Linked DNA regions of Homo sapiens: region 1 is linked to region 2. Evidence: chromatin contacts called from ENCODE Hi-C or POLR2A ChIA-PET data. All regions are on one chromosome and are shown on one strand. Each heading gives the region's core, a stretch centred on a gene start or an enhancer-like site at or near the end of the contact. The rest is flanking DNA. Distances are from core to core; before and after follow the strand shown. Region 1 overlaps NFATC2 (nuclear factor of activated T cells 2). Region 2 overlaps NFATC2 (nuclear factor of activated T cells 2).

Region 1 (7,161 bases), core at 1,546-4,045, 85 kb before region 2:
TCGTAAAACAGGGTTTCATTACTGTATATCATGCTATGTCACCTACCACCTATGAAATAAAATTAAAAATGTTTCTTTTGGGAGTTACATTTATTTTCTTACACAATTACACAAATCAAAGGAAGTCTCCTTTCTGCCATGCCACTGTCCTCCCATTCCTTAGTTCCCCTCCCTGGAGGATGTCACTATTACTTGTGACTTCCAGAGAAAGCCTGTGCATCCTTCAGCTGTGCGTGTACATCTGTCTGTGTGTGTACATATGTGTGTGTACATCTGTCTGTGCGTGTACATCTGTACATCTGTGTATATATGTGCAGGTGTAATCTGTATACATCTGTGTGTACATCTGTCTGTGTACATTGTGTGTACATCTCTCTGTGTTTGTGTACATCCTCTCACTTTTTATGCTGTGCACACTATACAGCTTGCTTTTCTCTAATACTAAATCTCAGTGGTCATTCCATGTCAATGCATAAAGAACTTCTTCAGGCCTTTTTGTAGCTATACTGTATCCCATCATATGAATGAGCCAGAATTAATTCATCCCCAATAGATGGGCTTTGGGTTGCTTCCAGTCTTTTGGGATTACAGTCAGGGTTGTAGTAATGAATCTTAAGCATACACAGGTCATTTTGCACAGGTGAGAGTATATCTGCAGGAAGAATTTTTTTTTTTTTTTTTTTTTGGGACAGGTTCTCATCCTGTCACCCAAGCTGGGAGGTGGTGGTACGATCATGGCTCACTACAGCCTTGATCCTCCCACCTCAGCTTCTCCAGTGGCTGGGACTACAGGTAGGTGCCACCATGCCCAGCTAATGAAAAAAAAATTTTTGTTTTAGAGATGGGGTCTCTACGTTGCCCAGGCTGGTCTTAAACTCCTGACCTCAAGCAATCTTCCTACCTCTGTCTCCCAAACGGTTGGGATTCCAGGTGTGAGCCACCATGACTGGCCCAGGATGAATTTCTAAAAGTAGCATTGCTTGGTTCCGAGGGCACATGTGGTTCCGGGGGCACGTGTGTTTGGAATTTTCATGGATATTACAAAATGACCCTCTCTAGAGTTATAGCCTTCTATCTTTTGGTTTGGATATTAGCATCTTTGAGTAATAGTTTATTCCAGGTAGACTTTTCTGAACTTGCCTCATTCATTCAGCCAACACATCCTTTCTGAGGGCCTGTTTAGTGGCAGGACCATTCCAAGTGCTTAGGGGCATGGCGGAGCAAGAGTCCTCATGGCATTTGCTGATTGGTGGGGGTGGATCTCGAGGTCGAGGGAAGGGCAGACTGGAGGTCGAGGGAAACGGAGCACTCCACAGTTCCTCAGTCGTTATGGTGAGATGTGCACAGAACACAGCAGGGGCCTGTGAGTGGGGCCTGAGCTAGTCAAGTGGTCAGGGGTCCTTCTAGAAGCATGCAGTACTTAAGCCCAGCTCATGGGCATGAATGGGCTTTAGTCCTGTGGAGAAGGGGGCCTGGCAGTGGGTAGGGGAGGAGCTGTTGAGGCAGGGGGAGCAGCAAGTACCAAGGTCCCGGGGCAGGAAGGAGCTTGATGCTTTTAAAAACTCCCCTTTGCCAGACACGGTTGTTCTCGTCTGTAATCACAACACTTTGGGAGGCTGAGGTGGGAGGATCACTTGAGCTCAGGAGTTGGAGACTAGCCTGGGCAACATAGTGAGACCTCCTGTCTACTAAAAATAAAAAAAAATTAGCTGAGCCCGGTGGTGTGCACTGGTAGTCCCAGCTACTTGGGAGGCTGAGGTGGGAGGATTGCTTGAGCCTGGGAGGTGGAGGCTGCAGTGAGCTATTATTGCGCCACAGCACTTCAACCTGGGCAGCTGAGTAAGACCTCAAAAACAAAACAAAAATCACCACACTCCCCTTTGGCTGGAGTTCAGAGAGAGGGAGGGGAGAGAGTGAATGCAGGCGAGGGTAGATGCACAGGCAGGGCCCAGCCAGGCTGCCTGGCGGGGGTCATTTATTTTTACCTAAGAGCTGTGGGGAGCCATTTTGGAAGTAGGGGTACCATATGGACCCTAAGAGATCAGCTTGGCTAAACTGGACAGTATTTCCTCTAGGATAGCCCAGAAAGGGAACAAGGAGGCTGAGGCTCACTGGGGTGGCCACCTGGGGTCCCCCAAAGCAGGAAGAGGGCTTGTTTCTGGCTGGCAGGCCCCGGACATGGTTCTTATATTTACTTATTCTCTCAGCCACTCGGCAAATGTTTATGGGGGCTTGCAAGTGCCAGGCCCTGTGGTAGGTGCTTGGCAGACAATGCTGGGCCACAGTGACACGGGCCCAACACTGACGGAGCTCTGGGTCGAGTGTGGGGTTGTAAAATTCTCTAAAGGGCCAAGGAGTAAATATTTCAGGCTTTGGGGGCCATTCGGTTCCCAGACTACCAACTCTGCTGTTGTAGTATAGGAGCAAGCTGTAGCTTGCTTTGTTCACCCTGTGTCAATAAATAGGCTGGCTGTGTTGTCATAAAACTATTTACAAACACAACCCATGGGCCGCATTTGGCCCATGGGCTGTGGTTTGCCTGCACCTGGTTTGGCAGAATGAGATTCCCTAAACAGATACCTGGTGCGACGGGAGCTGTTAGCAGGCGTCAGTGGAGAAAAGATGGCAGGGAAAAGGGAAGGAGGGGATCTTTTTGATGGGTCGATCTCAGGAGGTGCGGGCTGAGCAGATGCAGGAAGGAACCAGGGGAAGTGGGAGGATCTCGCGGGGAGGGTTTCCAGGCAGAGGGAACCCAAGGCGTCTGAGGCAGGAGCTGCTTAAGTACGGCGAAGAGGTTGGAGGGGTTGTTGCTGACTCAGCTTGGGGAGAAGTGGGGAGTGGTGGGGGTGGGTGGCAGGCCGGGGCACATGCTGCGTTAGTGACTTTAGGTTCCATCTAAAGTGTCCAGAAGCCTTTATAGTAGGTTTTGAGAATGGACATTTTAAAGGCTGCTGCGTGACAAACAGACTGACAGAGCCACAGAGGAAGTGGGGAGGCCAGGGAGGAGATGACTGCAGTAGTCCCCATGGGAGAGGACGGCGGCTTGGACCAGGGTGGATGCGATGGAATGGGGAGACCTGGGAATCTAGTTTCTGTTCTGACAGTGGAGCAGTCAGGGCTGATGATGGATCAGATGTGAGGCATCAGAGTAAGGAGTCCAGGCCGCCCCATGAGCTGGCGGGGAGGTTGGAGGAGCCTCTGATGAGGTGGGGGGCCTTGGAGGTGGAGTTGCTGTGAGGGGTGGGTGGGTGGCACTAACTCCGTGGGAATTTCCCAAGCAGCCCCACGTGCCTGGACCTGTACAGGATGCAGTGAGGCAGGGTGTCTGCTAGAAGAGGGTCAGGCTGAGAATTAAATGACAGTGTGAGGTGATGGGTGGCAGTGTCCTTGGGTGGCTGACATAGAACATTCTACTTGAACAGCATTCTGCAGCGGTAGGGCCTTTCGAGGTGGCAGCAGGAGCCCGGGCTAGGCAGCCGCTAAAAGAGGAAGTTAGGTCATTTTGCAGTCATTGGTTTTATCTTTATTTTAGTGTATTTTATTTTATTTTTGAGACAGAGTCTCACTCTATCACCCAGGCCGGCATGCAGTGGCACAGTCTTGGCTCATTGAAACCTCCGCCTCCTGGTTTTAAGCGATTCTTGTGCCTCAGCCTCCTGAGTAGCTGGGATTACAGGCCTGTGCCACCACGCCTGGCTAATTTTTGTATTTTTAGTAGAGATGGGGTTTCACCATGTTGGCCGGGCTGGTCTCAAACTCCTGACCGCAAGTGATCTGCCCGCCTCAGCCTCCCGAAGTGCCGGGATTCCAGGTGTGAGCCACCACGCCCGGCCTGCATCCATTGGGTCTAATAGTTTGGGTGTCAGGTAACCTCTGTAGCAGTGACCCTGCCTGTTGGGGGGCAAGTGGCTTGCCTGTGGTATTTTTAAGCCTGCTAATTCCGTATCTTTCGGTGGGCCTTTTCCCCGCTCTGGGCCTCAGTTTCCTCATTTGTAAAATGACACAGATGAGACATGAGTCAGGAGCCCTGGATCTGAATGAAGCCACTTCTTGTACTTGGTGTGAAATCTGGGATTGAAGCCCAGGGCACTGTGGGCTGCAGAGTCTGCGCAGCCTCCCTCTGTGTCCTGCGTCCACGTCATGTGTGTAGAGTGCTGCCATAGGCCCTAGATAGGTGCTTTTCAAACTAGGGGTCATGACCTACCGCGCAGACGGGTTAGGGGATCCGTCTAATGGGTCGTGACCAGCGTTGAAGCAAAATCACTCAGGCAGGAGGGAGGGTCTGAGGGTGTCATGTAGCAGGGGTAAGTATTGACTCGAGAGGCTTTTGTTTCAGTTGTGGGTGTATATGGTGGCGTGAATGGGGTTGTGAGATAAAGTGCACTTCTCCGAAGGGTTTCATTTAAAGCCAAGTTTCGAGGCCCTTAGCCCAGGGGTCTTCCAGAACTCATTCTGCTTCGACCTGTCTTCTCCAGGGACCTGGGACAAAGTGGCCTCAGTTTTCTTCTGGTGAGGGACGGAGCTTCTAGCTTGGGGTTTGGCATGGTGGGAATTTGAAAAAAATAAACGACGTGAGACGAAATCCAGCCTGTGATTGCTCTGCACCGGGAGTTCTGTTTTTGAGGCTTAAAAAGAACCCCCTTCCCCCTTCTCTTTCCAGAAGAGCCGAATGCACATAAGGTCGCCAGCCCACCCTCCGGACCCGCATACCCCGATGATGTCCTGGACTATGGCCTCAAGCCATACAGCCCCCTTGCTAGTCTCTCTGGCGAGCCCCCCGGCCGATTCGGAGAGCCGGATAGGGTAGGGCCGCAGAAGTTTCTGAGCGCGGCCAAGCCAGCAGGGGCCTCGGGCCTGAGCCCTCGGATCGAGATCACTCCGTCCCACGAACTGATCCAGGCAGTGGGGCCCCTCCGCATGAGAGACGCGGGCCTCCTGGTGGAGCAGCCGCCCCTGGCCGGGGTGGCCGCCAGCCCGAGGTTCACCCTGCCCGTGCCCGGCTTCGAGGGCTACCGCGAGCCGCTTTGCTTGAGCCCCGCTAGCAGCGGCTCCTCTGCCAGCTTCATTTCTGACACCTTCTCCCCCTACACCTCGCCCTGCGTCTCGCCCAATAACGGCGGGCCCGACGACCTGTGTCCGCAGTTTCAAAACATCCCTGCTCATTATTCCCCCAGAACCTCGCCAATAATGTCACCTCGAACCAGCCTCGCCGAGGACAGCTGCCTGGGCCGCCACTCGCCCGTGCCCCGTCCGGCCTCCCGCTCCTCATCGCCTGGTGCCAAGCGGAGGCATTCGTGCGCCGAGGCCTTGGTTGCCCTGCCGCCCGGAGCCTCACCCCAGCGCTCCCGGAGCCCCTCGCCGCAGCCCTCATCTCACGTGGCACCCCAGGACCACGGCTCCCCGGCTGGGTACCCCCCTGTGGCTGGCTCTGCCGTGATCATGGATGCCCTGAACAGCCTCGCCACGGACTCGCCTTGTGGGATCCCCCCCAAGATGTGGAAGACCAGCCCTGACCCCTCGCCGGTGTCTGCCGCCCCATCCAAGGCCGGCCTGCCTCGCCACATCTACCCGGCCGTGGAGTTCCTGGGGCCCTGCGAGCAGGGCGAGAGGAGAAACTCGGCTCCAGAATCCATCCTGCTGGTTCCGCCCACTTGGCCCAAGCCGCTGGTGCCTGCCATTCCCATCTGCAGGTGAGCAGGGCTTTGAAAATGATTGATTCTGTGGTTTAGTTTTAAGAGATGGTTTTCTGGTTATGAGCATGGGATTCAGAGTCAGGTTTAAGACTGACTTTAAATGGATTTAAATCTTGGCTTGGCCCCTTGCTGGTTGCGAGACCCTGAGACGGAAGTTAAATTCCCGGGCCAGGTTTTTCTCATCTGTAAAATGGGTATAATTCGTGTACCTGACTCACCAGGTGGCTATGAGGATGCAGTCATGATAAATGTAATTGCTCATATGGCACCTGGTTTATTCAAAAAGTGTTTTTCAAACATCTAGGTGGCAGATTCTGTTACATAAGTAATGGAGAGACAGTGGTGAACTAAACAGGCAAAAATTTCTGCTTTCATGGAGCTGACATTCTGGTAGGCACAAAGCAAGCCTTAATATGTAAAATCTATCTCATTATAAGAGGAAGTGATGTTTGTTAGCATCTGCTGTGTGCCGCAGTTATATGGAGGACCTAAAAAAAAAAAAAAGAAATATGTGAGCCAAGGAGCTTAAAGTCTTGGGAAGCTGAGGAGATGTATGTAGATAGCAGAATAGCACGTAGGCTTTGGAGTCTCTTAAGGCTCGCTTTGAGTCCTGCCTCCGCCACTCACTACCTGAGTGAACACGGGCATCTCTGCTGCTGCCTTTCTGCTGCTGTGCTTGTGAAAGACATTGCTAATCAGTCAGCACCCTCTTTCTCATTGGGCACCTTTATGAAGCCGTGCCTAGCGCAGACATCACTAATCAATCAAGAGCTTCCCCCTCCCCGACCCCCCCGCCCCGCTTTTGTACTGAGCACCTTTGTGGTCTTGGTTTACTCCCTGTGAGAAAATAATAGAACCTACCTTGTGTTTTTTTAAAAAATGGATTAGATGAGATGATATATGTGAATCTCTTAGTATAGAGCCTGTGCAGTGATATCCTGGGATACCAAAATCTGAGGATGCTCAGGTCCCTTATGTAAAATGGTATAGTATTTGCATATAACCTATGCACATCCTCCCATATACATTACATCATCTCTAGATGATCATACCTTAGAATACCTAATACAATGCCTGCACACCACATGGACTCAAAGTAGAAACTGCAGCATGGAAAATTCAAATTTTGCTTTTTGGAACTTTATGGAATTTTTTTTCTGAATGTTTTCAATCTGAGGACACAGAACCCATGGATACAGTGGATGAATTGCACTCTCTATGTATGTTATTTCATTTGATTCTCACAGAAACTTGGTTTGTATTATTTTTTATCTTCATTTTGATGAAATGACAAAGGAGGTACATGAGGGCTAAGGCCAGAGATTATCCTATCTGTTCTCCTACATGAGGAATTGGAAGACTCATGCTATTACCACGATCCCTGTGGTTTTCAGGTTATTTTTTATTTTAGCAAATGGAAGCCTTTTATCCCCAATATTAAATTGAGTCCCCAAATAGGCCGGGTGCG
Region 2 (6,620 bases), core at 3,226-5,725:
GCGGCTGGTGCGTCGTGAGAGTGAGAGCCCAGCCTGGAGAGGTGCTGCGGGGGGCAGGCCCAGCTGGGCCCTGCAGTCATGGCAAGGAGTTTGGATTGAATTCCCAAAGCAACAGGTAGTTGTTGGAGGTTTTTGAGCAGGGGAGTGGCATGGTCTGGTTGATGTTTGAGTGCTCTGGCCACCTGTATGAACAGTGGACTTGGTGGGGGGCAGCACTCGGAGAAACTGGGAGGTGAGTGAGCAGCTGGACCAGTTGTCCCGGTGGGGGATGGTTGGGGCAAGCCCACCAAGGAAGTAGTGGGGCAGGAGACTCGGGAATCAAGGGACTTCCTTTCTAGATCTCAGTAAATCCATTTGAGCAGTGTTACCCTGTCGGGCGGCTGAAATCCTAAGCTGGGGGGGCCATTCCTGAATCTCCCCCACCCCACCCCTGTCTGCTGGGCTCATTAAGCCCATGCTTCCAGGGAGGACACGTTTTTCTGCTAGTTAGCAGTCATAAAGAGCAGACTGAAATGACTTCAACCATTTTTATTTGGCTAATTTTTAAAAGCACGGCCAGGACTGGGAAGCATCATGTGCGGTTTCCTAACACGAGCTGACACTTTGATTTCCTCCCCATTCGCCTCGAGCCCAGTGGCATGCTCACAGCCCGGGTGAGGATGGATTTGCCTTCCTCCTCCCAAAAGCTTGCTCATTTCTCCCAGAGTGCTGACATGAGCCCGCAGCTCCTCCAGGCTGACTGCTAAGACTCCAGCCCCAACCCACGGCCAACCCTACTGCTTCCTGGCTGCTTTGTTCCATCACAGGGTTAAATAATTGCCTGCAAAGAGAAACCAGGAAACCAACGAAAGTATAGGGGCCATACATCAGCAAACGGGCTGGTTAGCGATGCCCATTCTTCTTGCATCTAGTAGGGGTTTTCTTCTGGAGTTGACTCTGCAGTGAAGATAAAGCAGAGGCTATAATGTCAGGTGGGCGTGGTGGCTCATGCCTGTAATCCCAGCACTTTGGGAGGCCAAGGCGGGCGGATCACCTGAGGTCAGGAGTTCAAGACCAGCCTGGCCAACATGGTGAAACTCCATCTCTACTTGAAATGCAAAAATTAGCCGGCCGTGGTGGCATGTGCCTGTAATCCCAGCTACTTGGGAGGCTGAGGCAGGAGAATCTCTTGAACCTGGGAAGTGGAGGTTGCAGTGAGCTGAGATCGCGCCATGGACTCCTGCCTGGGCAATGAAGTGAGACCCTGTTTCAAAAACAAACAAACACAAAACAAAGGCTATGATGTTACTTTAGCCATCCCCCCACCCTATTTTTTTTGTTTTTTTTTTTAACTTGCAGAGTTGTGCTAAGTCTTCTCTAGACCTAACCCTTTTGCCCAAAGTGGTTGGCTCCTTTCTCTTCCCCTCTGACTAAGACTTGGAAGGGCTGTTTTCACACCGGCTGCCAGTCCTTGTTAATTTTGGATGGGGTAATTTTGCCTGAACATCTGCTCAAGAGACCGAAGTCCTTTATTTCATCTCAGCCCAGAGCGGTAGAAGCATACTTGGTCTTCTCAGTCCTGTTCCACGGGGGTAGGTCTGCCCAGAGTCCCAGACCCAAGGTGTGGGTTGGGAGGTGGATTATACGGAACTTCTGGTCAATGGCACTGGGAATGCTGTCTGGGCTGTGTTGCTCTGATTGTGTTTGATTCCTTGTCTGCACCCATATTCCCAGCTCCTTCCTCATCAGCTGATTCCCACAAAGGATCCCGTAATAAGGGCTTGGTGATTCCTCCTTGCAGGGTCCTGCGGCTGGAGAGGTCAGTGGTCAGATGTTTCCTGGACCCTGGCTGTAGGGTGCACACTGGAGGATCCTGAGGTCAATTTGTTTGTTTATTCAGCCAGTATTAATTGAGCAACTGTTATGTGCCAGATGCTGTAGAGCTAAGGATAAAGCAGAGAATGAGATAGCTATAGCCCTGCTCTGGGGTAACTCACAGCCTGAGGCTGGGTGGAGATAGCAAACCAATAGGTAGCTAAAATGATTTCAGGCTGGAAGGGAGGAGTAGAAAGTTATAAGGGGATGGTGTAGGATGAAGGGGGGGTCTCCCTGAGCTGCACCTGAAGGATGGGAAGGGGATGGTCACAGAAGAGCTGAAGAAAAGCATCTTGAGAGGTGGCAACAGCAAGTTCCAAGGCCTGGAGATAGGCAGGTGTGGCTGTTGGAGGGAGAGAGAAGGCCAGTGTGTCTAATGGAATCAGGGGAGGAAAGCTGGGTAGAGAGGCTGGGTCCCCACCTCAGTAGACATAAGCAACCCTGAGTCCATGTCTCTCTTGAGCCTGGGTGGAATGTTCGGCCCTGCCTCCCTGTTTGGGGGCCCCGGAGGGCTGGAAGGCATACATGGTCCATCTCTCGGCCTGGGGTACAGCTGTGCCGGAGCTGAGTCAGAGCTGATGGTCCATGCCCAGCCTCCCTCTCAGGCTGTGGCCCCGGAGGGCTCCCAAGAGACAGGAAAGTCAACAGGCAGTTGCAATGTGCCTTTTTCTTAAGAAAAAAAAAAAAAACAAACTTTATTTAAAAATAATAAAAATATAAACAAATTAAAGTCACTGTGATGTTACATGTTTCTTGAATCAGTGAAGAAAGGCATGAAGGTCTCACCTCACGCATTCAGGCCCAGCCCTGGAGGTACAACCATATGAGTAGCTTGGGGCACAGGCTTTCTAAGTTTAAGCAGACTTAAGAATAGACTTACAAAGCGGCATCATGCGGTACATACTGGTCTGCAGCATTTTTTTAAAATCTGCTTTTTATTTTATTTTATTTTACTTTATTTTTTTGAGGCAGAGGCTCACTTTGTCGCCCAGGCTGGACTGCAGTGGTGCGATCTCAGCTTACTGCAACCTCTACCTCCCGGATTCAAGTGATTCTCATGCCTCAGCCTCCTGAGTAGCTGGAATTACAGGCACGTGCCACCACACCCAGCTAATTTTTGTATTTTTAGTAGAGACGGGATTTCAGCATGTTGACCAGGCTGGTCTCAAACTCCTGACCTCAAGTGATCCACCCACCTCGGCTTCCCAAAGTGCTGGGATTACAGGCGTGAGCCACCGTGCCCAGCAAAATCTGCTTTTTAATATAACAGGGTCATGTTTTCAGGTTAGAAAACACAAATCTACCTAAGGGCTGCCCAGTGCTCTTCTACTGATTTTCCATACTAATTACAGGTGGCCCATAATTAATTCAACCAGTCCCCTACCAATAAATACTTTTTATGACCATTTTATTTATTTGCAATGAGGAATTCAATGCAATGAAATGAAGCAAAAAACTTCAATACCCACCAAAGCACTTGGGTCAGGATGGCCCTTCAATTCTTTTTTACTGGAATCAGAACAATGCAAGACTCCAAATTCTAAAATCATAGTAATGACAGCAGCATTAACTATGCGCTGGGAATTTTACTAAGCATTTCACATACACTGTCTATTTTAATTCTCGCCACATCTTCTTAAGTTCAGTAATATTAACTTTATCTTTTTTTTTTTTTTTTTGAGATGGAGTTTTGCTCTTGTTGTCCAGGCTGGAGTGCAATGGTGTGATCTCGGCTCACTGCAACCTCCGCCTCCCCGGTTCAAGCGATTCTCCTGCCTCAGCCTCCCAAGTAGCTAGGATTACAGGCGCCCACTACCACGCCCAGCTAATTTTTTGTATTTTTAGTAGAGACAGGGTTTCACCATGTTGGTCAGGTGGGTCTCGAACTCCTGACCTCAGGTGGTCCACCTACCTTGGCCTCCCAAAGTGCTGGGATTACAGTCATGAGCCACCGAACCTGGCCAAACTTTATCATTTTTGCTTATGAGGAAACTGAGGCACAGAGAGCTGCCACTCGAAGGCCACACAGTGAGTAAACTTTGGGGACAGAACTTGAACCTGGGCAGAGTGACATCAGGCTGAGAAAACTCCATCAGCATTTATTTTTTATTTTTGAGATGAAGTCTTGCTCTGTCACCCAGGCTGGAGTGCAGTGGTGCGATCTCGGCTCACTGCAACCTCCACCTCCCAGGTTCAAGTGATTCTCCTGCCTCAGCCTCCCGAGTAGCTGGGATTGCAAGTGCCCGCCACCATGCCTCGCTAATTTTTGTATTTGTAGTAGAGATCGGGTTTCGCCACGTTGGCCAGGCTGGTCTTGAACTCCTGACCTCAAGTGATCCACTCGCCTCGGCCTCCCAAAGTGCTGGGATTACAGGTGTGAACCACAACACCTGGCCCCATCAGCATTTGTTTTGAATTCTACTGCCCCATGGGAGTGCAATTCAGAGGTTGGGATTATTGGGTTCTCCAGGCGAAAGCCCAGGACTTGTGCACCCGTGGATGCGGGGTGGAGTGGGGAGGAGGAGCCTGGGAAAATGACCCCAAGGTACCTTGCAAACCGCACACTTCCCTTAGAGACCAGCCTCCTGGAGTGTGTCTTGCACGTGCTGCATAAAATCAAGAAAGACAACGGATGTGGGCTTTCACTTCCTGTTGGGGACTTGTTTGTCCAGAACCGAGTGCAGACCTTCCATGAGAAAGTACAGGTCAGGCCAGATTCCTTGGCTGCCCTTGGAGCTTCTGGTACCAAAAGGGTGCAAAAGAAAGAAGATGGACCCTTGGCTCATAGTTTAAGTTTTGATTTCTTATTCCTCTGAGGTCTTTTTCTCTGTGTGTGTTTTTAAAGTTAATGGTGAAAAGACCCACTTTGGAAAGCAAAGGAAAATCAGGCACCATGCTGCAGTCTCCCATAACAGACTTCGTCGCTTCATAAATTCCCTCCAGCCCAAACCTGTAGGCAGAAGTATTGCAATCATAAAATGCACTTGGAAAATGTTTATTATTTTCTGATTTTAAAATGCTTGTGTTTTTCTCAGTATTGACACATTGTGGAATATATGCAACAAATGATAAAGAAGACAGTGTTGAAATAATCTGTTGCCACTAGCCATAATCGTAACAGGTATCTTCTGTTGAACATTTTTTTTTTTTTTTTTTTTTTGAGATGGAGTTTTGCTCTTGTTGCCCAGGCTGGAGTGCAATGGCATGCTCTCAGCTCACTGCAACCTCCATCTCTGGGTTCAAGAGATCCTCCTGCCTCAGCTCCCCAAGTAGCTGGGATTACAGGTGCATGCCACCATGCTGACTAATTTTTTGTATTTTTAGTAGAGACGGGGTTTTACCATGTTGGCCTGGCTAGTCCCAAACTCTTGACCTCAGGTGATCCGCCCGCCTTGGCCTCCCAAAGTGCTGGGATCACAGGCGTGAGCCACTTTGCCCGGCCCTGAACATTTATATAATACCCTGCTCAGGTCTGTTACCATATTTAATCTTCAGAACGACCCCATAAGGTGTGGGTACTATGATTATCTCCATATGTTGGATAAGAGGCAGGGAGAGAGATCGTGCCATATCTAAGGTCTCACAAATCATTGGGGGTAGTCAAGGATTTGAAGCTGGGTGTGTCTGCTCCGAAATTTGGGGTACGTGGGAGTAAAATGGCAGAGCACTGGGGTGACAGAAGTTGGTTGTGGCCGCAGGACATGGCCAGGAAGGCTCAGGGTTCCAGTCAGCGTGTTGTGGAAGGCCTGGCAGAGAACACTGGAGAGGGCAGGACTTTCCCCCTGCCCCCCATGGGCGTCTTTCCCTGTGACCCACACTTACCAGGCTCTGGGGAGGCTGTGGGATGTGGCGGCTCACCGCCTCACTTTGGGGCGTCCCGAGGAAGGGCTGGTTGCTGTGGCTGGAACTCAGAGGAGAGGAACTAGATGGAGGAGCTGCAAGGCACAGGGATCTGAAACTGCATAAGGAGTGCTGACTCTGAGGCCAGGCTGCCTGGGTTCCAATCCGGCTTCCCCACAGGGTCTGGCTGTGTGACCTTGGCCTGTGCTCTTGCCTCTCTGTGCCTGGTGTCCTCCCCTGTAGGATGGGGTGAGGAGACCTGCCTCCTATGGGTGCTGTACAGATGAGACAAGCCCATGTATACGAGGTGCTTAGAGTGATGCCAGGCATGTAGTGAGCGCTCATAAGACTCAGGGGTAAGAATAGTGCCTGGAGAGGCAGGAATGAGGGTAGGAGCCAGGTTGTGCAGGGCCTTGAGGGCCACAGTGAAGCTTCCACGGTATCTTGAGGGCACAGCAAAGCAGGGAAGGGCTTGAAATCTGCATCTGCATGAATCTTTGTGGTGAGTGACCCTACAAGGGTCCCACCCACATGAGATCTTTCTCCAGCCTCCCAGGAACCTTCTAGCCTCACAATGATCTGGTAAGTTTCTCTCGTGTAACAACCTTGACCTGTCTTTGAAGCCATCTCCTTTGTTATTAGATTATGTCAGTTGTTGCTTAAAGGCTGTGATTTAATAACTACTGTGGGTCTTTGCACAGCCGCCTTGCTTCTCTGGGCCTCAGTTGCCTTGTCTGCCAGTGCAGGGCTGGCTAGTTTCTAAGGGTACTCTCAAGAACCTGTGTGCTGGAATTCTATGGCTGTCAGTGGGTAGAGTTTTGTCTGCCATGCACACCCACCAGAGGTGGGAAAAGGTCTCCTTCTTCGTGTTGCGTCCCTTGACCCGGAGAGGACAGTCCATGAGAACTCTCCTCTTGGTGATGCCC

What was found. Hi-C counts contacts between places; a loop is a spot of excess contacts on that map. ChIA-PET counts read pairs that join two places held with the same protein, here RNA polymerase II (POLR2A). Pooled maps may share reads with other maps.
Region 1: a loop to region 2 is called in a map with no recorded cell type, with 3 times the contacts of the local background. The contact joins two enhancer-like sites. A Hi-C loop is called at or near these places in 9 of 168 maps with a recorded cell type or tissue (PC-3, PC-9, ascending aorta and 5 more), 1 of 37 single-sample maps with no recorded cell type and 8 of 50 pooled maps. POLR2A ChIA-PET finds 5 or more read pairs at or near these places in 4 of 52 experiments (HEK293, RWPE1, activated CD4-positive, alpha-beta T cell and 1 more).

What each region holds. Positions count from the first base shown.
Region 1 is chr20:51,521,610-51,528,770 of GRCh38, reverse strand. NFATC2 (nuclear factor of activated T cells 2) reads left to right here. Exons shown (of 11, transcript NM_012340.5): 2 at 4,661-5,690. Among named protein-coding and RNA genes, the nearest start is that of NFATC2, 18 kb to the left of the region's middle. Within about 2 kb of position 2,795, at least 7 of the 41 ENCODE cell types and tissues checked have a DNase peak (open chromatin) inside an H3K27ac peak, as active enhancers do.
Region 2 is chr20:51,438,631-51,445,250 of GRCh38, reverse strand. The region is part of intron 6 of NFATC2 (nuclear factor of activated T cells 2); the gene reads left to right. Among named protein-coding and RNA genes, the nearest start is that of MIR3194, 11 kb to the left of the region's middle. Within about 2 kb of position 4,475, at least 2 of the 41 ENCODE cell types and tissues checked have a DNase peak (open chromatin) inside an H3K27ac peak, as active enhancers do.